2 separate regions of the Homo sapiens genome follow, and region 1 is linked to region 2. A link is a contact called in ENCODE Hi-C or POLR2A ChIA-PET data. All regions are on one chromosome and are shown on one strand. The core of a region is the stretch at or near the end of the contact, and the rest is flanking DNA. Distances in the headings are between cores, read along the strand shown.

Region 1 (2,807 bases), core at 144-2,643, 93 kb after region 2:
GCGCCATTGCACTCCAGCCTGGGCAACAGGAGCAAAACTCCGTCTCAAAAAAAAAAAAAAAAAATTTAAAAAATGGTTTCATAGGGATGGGAAAAGAGGGGTCCCAGGCCTAATTCCCAGTCTTTCTCCTAGGGTTGAGCTCCTGCCCTTTTTCCCCTAAGGCCAAACACCTGTCTCTGATGTCTGATTCCTCTTCTCCCAGAATTCTTCATTTTGGCCAAGACCTTCTTCCCCAGTCAAATTCCCAGAGACTCATATCTGGAGGACAGAAAGGCACGACCTTAGCTCTTCCTCAGAATGAGGAATAGAAAACAGTGGGGGGCCAGCTCACTTTTTAATAAGACACTAGTATTTCAGCATTCTATGAAGTCAACACCCAAGGAATGTCCCTGTCATCTGTTCTCACCTTGCAATTGCTGGTCCTGTTGTCTTCCCCAGCCCTCTCCACACCTCACTTCACCAGCCAAGCCATTGTTGGCTCCTAAGCATTTCAGTTCCTGATGGAGGAGTAAGACAGGTAGTCAGGTAAAGCTGGAGTGAGGACAAATGGGACTGGGGTGGCGGAATCCCTGGCAGAAAGTCAAGGACGTGAACATACAAGGAAAAATAGGCCACAGCCAGAGCACTGAAGGCCACAAATGTGAACCCCTAGCTAGGATATGTCATTTTATGCCAGGCAAAATCAGGACAACAAAGGGTTCTCAAGCATAGGTGCGACCCAACCAACCCTTCACCAGCCAGGAACATTTTCTGGTGTTAATGCCATCTTAGAAAATGCTGTGAAAAGCTCCTTGCACTGAGCTAGTTTCTCATCCCCTGATGTTTACACCTCTCAAAGGTGCATGGAGCCCCACAATGTGTCACTCTCTGATTTGTCACCTGGAGAACACAGCGCAGACATGTTTGGCTGCTTTAATATTTCTCTATAAATCAATCCTCTTTCCCCTTAATCATGTGGGTTGTTCTTCTCTGAACTTGCTCCAATTTGTCTACATCTTGCTGGGACTGAGTTGTCTAAAAGTGAACACACCCTTCAAATGCGGGAACTCTCCCTGCAGCCCCTGGCAGCTCCTGGCGACTCACTTCACCGCCCGGAGAATTCCGTGCAGGGCTCCAGCGGTGAGCAGAGTTGGAAACGGCCCATCCCCAGTTTCCAAAGAGGCCGTGTCTTTCTGTTCCTGAGCGGGCCCGTTTGTTATTTTTAGTGTCTGATTGTCAGGCTGCGGCATTAGAAAGTCTGTGGTCGCATTACATATTCCAGAAAGTCACATTGCTGGTGATGTGCGGCTGTATCGATGGATGAGTAATTGCTCGCTGTCAGGCCCACCCGGTGAAGCTGTGTCCTCCCAAGTTGTGAAAGGGGGATAGTGCGAGAGCCGCACCTGCCGCGGCCCCACCTGTCTGCGCTTGGCCGATGCCAGCACCTGCAGCCTTTCGTACCAGCGCCCTCTGCTGGTCGGACGCCCCACTTCTGGGCGCTCAGGGAGCAGAAGGGGCCTGGCCTCACCCGACAGCCCCCTGGCTCTAGGCAAGTGAGATATTATTATTCCCATTTTAAAGACCAGATAACTGAGCCCCAAAGAAGCGAATATGTGGCTCACAAGCAGAAAGGGATAACAGATGGAAGAACAACAATAATCAGAACAGCAACGCCAGTGAACCGTTGCACATCACTTAATTTGCCAGGGGCTGCAAACCCACAGACAAATAATGGCAGAAAGTGCAGAGAGCCAGGCGCAATATAAGGAGTGGATGGGGACCATGGCAGATCCCTGGTGCTCAGTCTAGAGGAGGCAAAAGCGGTAAAGCTCTGCCACGCAACCACACAGGGCCAGTAACGTCAGAACTTCTCAGAAGGCATCTATCCTTAAGTGTGAAATTTCTCTGATTTTGAAACAATTCATGGGCCAAACAAAATATGGCTAAGGGCTACATTTGATCCACTGCCCCTGCTTGTAACCCCTGGTTTACACAGAGTTATCTGACTTACTATCTCATTTAAGTTTCACATAATCCTGTGATATCATTACTGGTTTTATCCTCACCTTTGCAAACAAAAAAACTAAGGTTGAAGGAAGTTATGCAAATCTAATTTATGTTAGAAAGGAGAGTCAGACCTAGGCTTTCACATCCCAAAGCATAGATTCTCCTCCCTGAACAATACAGACAAGTATTTTACTTTGGGAGAAAGGAGACTGGCTAGCCCAACACCCTCCTTTTTAAGAGTGAGAAAGCCGAGGCTCCTTTGAAGGAGCCGCAAATGGCAGGCTGCACTTTACAAACAGTCTCAAGTCTGGTTCTTTCAAGTCATGATGTTGTCCTTTATTCTGCACTAAATTTGTTTTCTAAAGACTACGCCTATAGGCTGAGGGCCTCTCACCTGTGATTAGAACATTTGCTTTGAGTAGCTTTCAAGGAACAGAGCTGTGTGTGTGCTGCACCAACCACATGGTCTCAGCTGGCACCTATTATAATTCAAATTGAGAGATGGGAAACATTGAGATGCATTAAGCAAGATCAAACTTTACAACAGTTGGCACAGGGGCAAATGAATTCGGCTTGCCGACTTATTTGTTCGGCCCACACAAACCACTAAATAAATAGATAATCGTAATAATAATGTACACAGCATTGCCAAAATTTGTCAATCAGGTGATTTCGCATAAAAATTCAATTTCTCATATTCTTTTGCAAAATCCAAACATCTACCGCATTGGTTCTATATTCGCAGATGACGAGATTAGCTGGAGCTATGTTGTTGCCACCTCTTTCCAGCAGGGCATTCACTCAGCAACTCTCCCCAATAC
Region 2 (2,883 bases), core at 274-2,773:
ATCCCTGGGATGTTGGCTTCCATTCACTGTGCAGTTTCTCCTCCTCCCAGCCAAAGTGGACTCTCTTTTTCATCTAGAATTGGTGGGGGACAGGGCATGAGGAAGGCCCACTCTCAACCCCCACTTCTGATTAAATACATTTTCTTTTATTTCTGTTCCAAATTCTCTAAGCTTCCCTAGAGATTTAAACTTTTGGAAATAAAAACTGGGGGAGGTACTGGGTATTTCCGCTTTCTACTCTTCCACTTCCCTTCCCTGACATAAGAAGCACCACCCATAACTACATGAATGGGTTGGAGACAAAACACGGATTAAATCACAGAAGTATCTCCTCACTGTCACCAATCCGGCTTCTCCAGCCACCTCTCCATCAGCTCTGTGCTGGATCTCAGTAGGTATTGTCTCATCTATTTTTCAAAGCAACTTCTATGAAGTAAATATTCTCATCCGTGTCAGTTATCTATTGACAGGACAGTGCTCCATAACCAAAACCTCCAAATCTCAGTGCCATAAACTTTAACATTTTTTTAGCTCACCAGTCTGTGGAGTACAGATGACCTGGGCTAGAGCTGGGCTGATCTCAGTTGGTCCTCTTCAATAAACGTATGATCAGCTTCCATGAGGGATTACAGCCTCTGCTTGTCTGGACTGGACTCACTGACATGTTTAGGGGATTGACTATCGGTTGGCTGATCTAGGACAGCCTCAACTATGATGGCTAGGACAACTTGGTCCCATATCACACCTGTGTAATTGTGGAGCAGGCTAACCTAGGCATTTTCTTCTTACATCAATGGCTGAGGGTAAAAGCCTGAACAAGTCCATTCAGGTAAGCATTTTTCAAGTTTTTGTTTGCATCACACTTGCTAACATCCCAGTAGACAACATGGCACAGTCAAGCCTACAGTCAGAGTAGGAAGATACAAGTAAGTTAGCCGGCAAAGGGCATAGCTAGAGAACTGAAGTACTGGGGCCCATAAAACAAGCACTACCCCATTTCCCGAATTATGGAACTGAAGCTGGAAGAATGAAACAATTTGTGTAGGGCCAGAGCCTGAAAGTAAGGTGGCTGGGCTTTGAACCCATACATGCCTGGTTCCAAAACTGGACTCCTAAGTGCATGACTCTACTGCCTTAATTTTTAAAAGGTGCTTATAAAAACAATTCTCCGTGTTAATGCAGCATCTTCCAGGCCAAATGGAGCGTTGGGTAATTGCCTGCTTAATATGGTTGATAGAGAAAGCAAACTTCAAGCCAAAACACCCGAATTTCCCCTAAACATATGTAATCATCTTAATTTTCTCTTTTCCTCTGTTGACATAGCTTAGGGAAGACAACTCCCTTTTAGCGTCAGCCAGTGTTTCCCTGGGAAGCAGCATGCAGGGAAATAGGGTTGGCATTCTTTCCTCCTAAAAAATGCATTTTATGTAATCCTGCTATCTTTCCTGGGCCGGCCCTTCACTACCCACTGGGGATCTCTCTTGCTTAACTGTACTCTTTTCCAATGGGTTTGAACCCCCCTGCATGTCTGCAATCAGGCTTCTGTTGGGCAATTTGGGACCCAGATTTAGTCCCAATCACTTGAATCCATTTGGAGGCTGAATTTCATTCCTAATGAACAAACTGCTCAAGCAGTGCTGATGCATCTGGAAGGACTAGGTCACTGATCAGTGACTGGTTTGTTCCAGAGGGCAGTGTTGTCCTAATCTGAGAGACAGATCACATTTTTGAAGAGCTAAATGCAAACCTAGCATCAGGAGGAGCTCTCTCCATGCATCATCGACATGACCAGGAATTGCCAACTTGGCTTTACGGATGATTAGACTTTTTAGAATATGGCATGAAGCCCTAGTTATAGACTCAAGTTATAACAATAGTCATCATATAGCAATAAAGATTTTCTGAACCTTTGTCAGGTAGCAGAACCTATACTAAACTCTTTCTTTGCATTTTATCTTCACAACCATCCTAAGATGTTGATGATGCTACATGCCCATTTTCCACCTGAAGACATGGAGATTTAGGTGACTTCTTTCCCAGGGCCACACTGTCAGCCAGAAAGTGACAGACACAGCCAGGGAGTGGGCATAACACGTGATTGTTAGGAGGTTAGCAAACTTTTTCTGTAAAGGGCCAAATAGTAAATATTTTAGGCTTTGCAGACCATGCAACAACCACTCAACTCTGCTGCTGTTGAGAGGAAGTAGCCATAGATAATTTGTAAGCAAATGGGTGTGGCTCTGTGCCAATAAAACTTTATTTACAAAAGCAGGCAGTGACCTGGATTTGGCATCACTTTCAAGCTATATTGCTTTGGCCAATTTACTCAACCTCTTTTGGAATGCGATTTTGTCATCTCGAAAATGAGGATGATAATAATCATAATGCTTAATTTATAGGGTGATTTTGAGGATTAAATGAATGTTGCATAGAAAGTTCTTGTTTATATTATTACTAATGGTTTATATTATTGCTAATTATTAATAATTACAAAGAGATATTGTGAAAGGCCGTAGAGGAGAGAAGTCAACAGCAAGTCCTCCCTGGGCATAAGTCTCATCTCTCCTGGTTACCCGCTGAGTGGCCTTGGGCATGTTACTTACTCTCTCTGAGCCTCAGTTTCCTTTTCTTGTAAAGAATAGTAAAAGGATGAGTCTCACAGAATGATTACAAAGGTGAAGTACATTTAATGCCTGTGAAGCTTTTAGAACATTGCCTGGCACATGGCAAGCACTTTCTGGTTGCTCGCTGTATTACTATTATTGAATAATCATGAATTGAGCCCAAATGGCCTGGCTTCCTACCTCAGGCTCTTTCCCACCCTACGTTCCTGCAGGGGTTCTTAAGTATTTTATACTATCAGGCAACCCCCCGGTGATCTGC

The links. Hi-C counts contacts between places; a loop is a spot of excess contacts on that map. ChIA-PET counts read pairs that join two places held with the same protein, here RNA polymerase II (POLR2A). Pooled maps may share reads with other maps.
Region 1: a map of K562 shows a loop between it and region 2 (3-fold over the local background). The contact joins two enhancer-like sites. A Hi-C loop is called at or near these places in 1 of 168 maps with a recorded cell type or tissue (K562), 7 of 37 single-sample maps with no recorded cell type and 4 of 50 pooled maps. POLR2A ChIA-PET finds 5 or more read pairs at or near these places in 1 of 52 experiments (Panc1).

What each region holds. Positions count from the first base shown.
Region 1 is chr20:53,215,823-53,218,629 of GRCh38, forward strand. The region is part of intron 1 of TSHZ2 (teashirt zinc finger homeobox 2); the gene reads left to right. Among named protein-coding and RNA genes, the nearest start is that of TSHZ2, 240 kb to the left of the region's middle. Within about 2 kb of position 1,394, at least 2 of the 41 ENCODE cell types and tissues checked have a DNase peak (open chromatin) inside an H3K27ac peak, as active enhancers do.
Region 2 is chr20:53,122,753-53,125,635 of GRCh38, forward strand. The region is part of intron 1 of TSHZ2 (teashirt zinc finger homeobox 2); the gene reads left to right. Among named protein-coding and RNA genes, the nearest start is that of TSHZ2, 150 kb to the left of the region's middle. Within about 2 kb of position 1,524, at least 2 of the 41 ENCODE cell types and tissues checked have a DNase peak (open chromatin) inside an H3K27ac peak, as active enhancers do.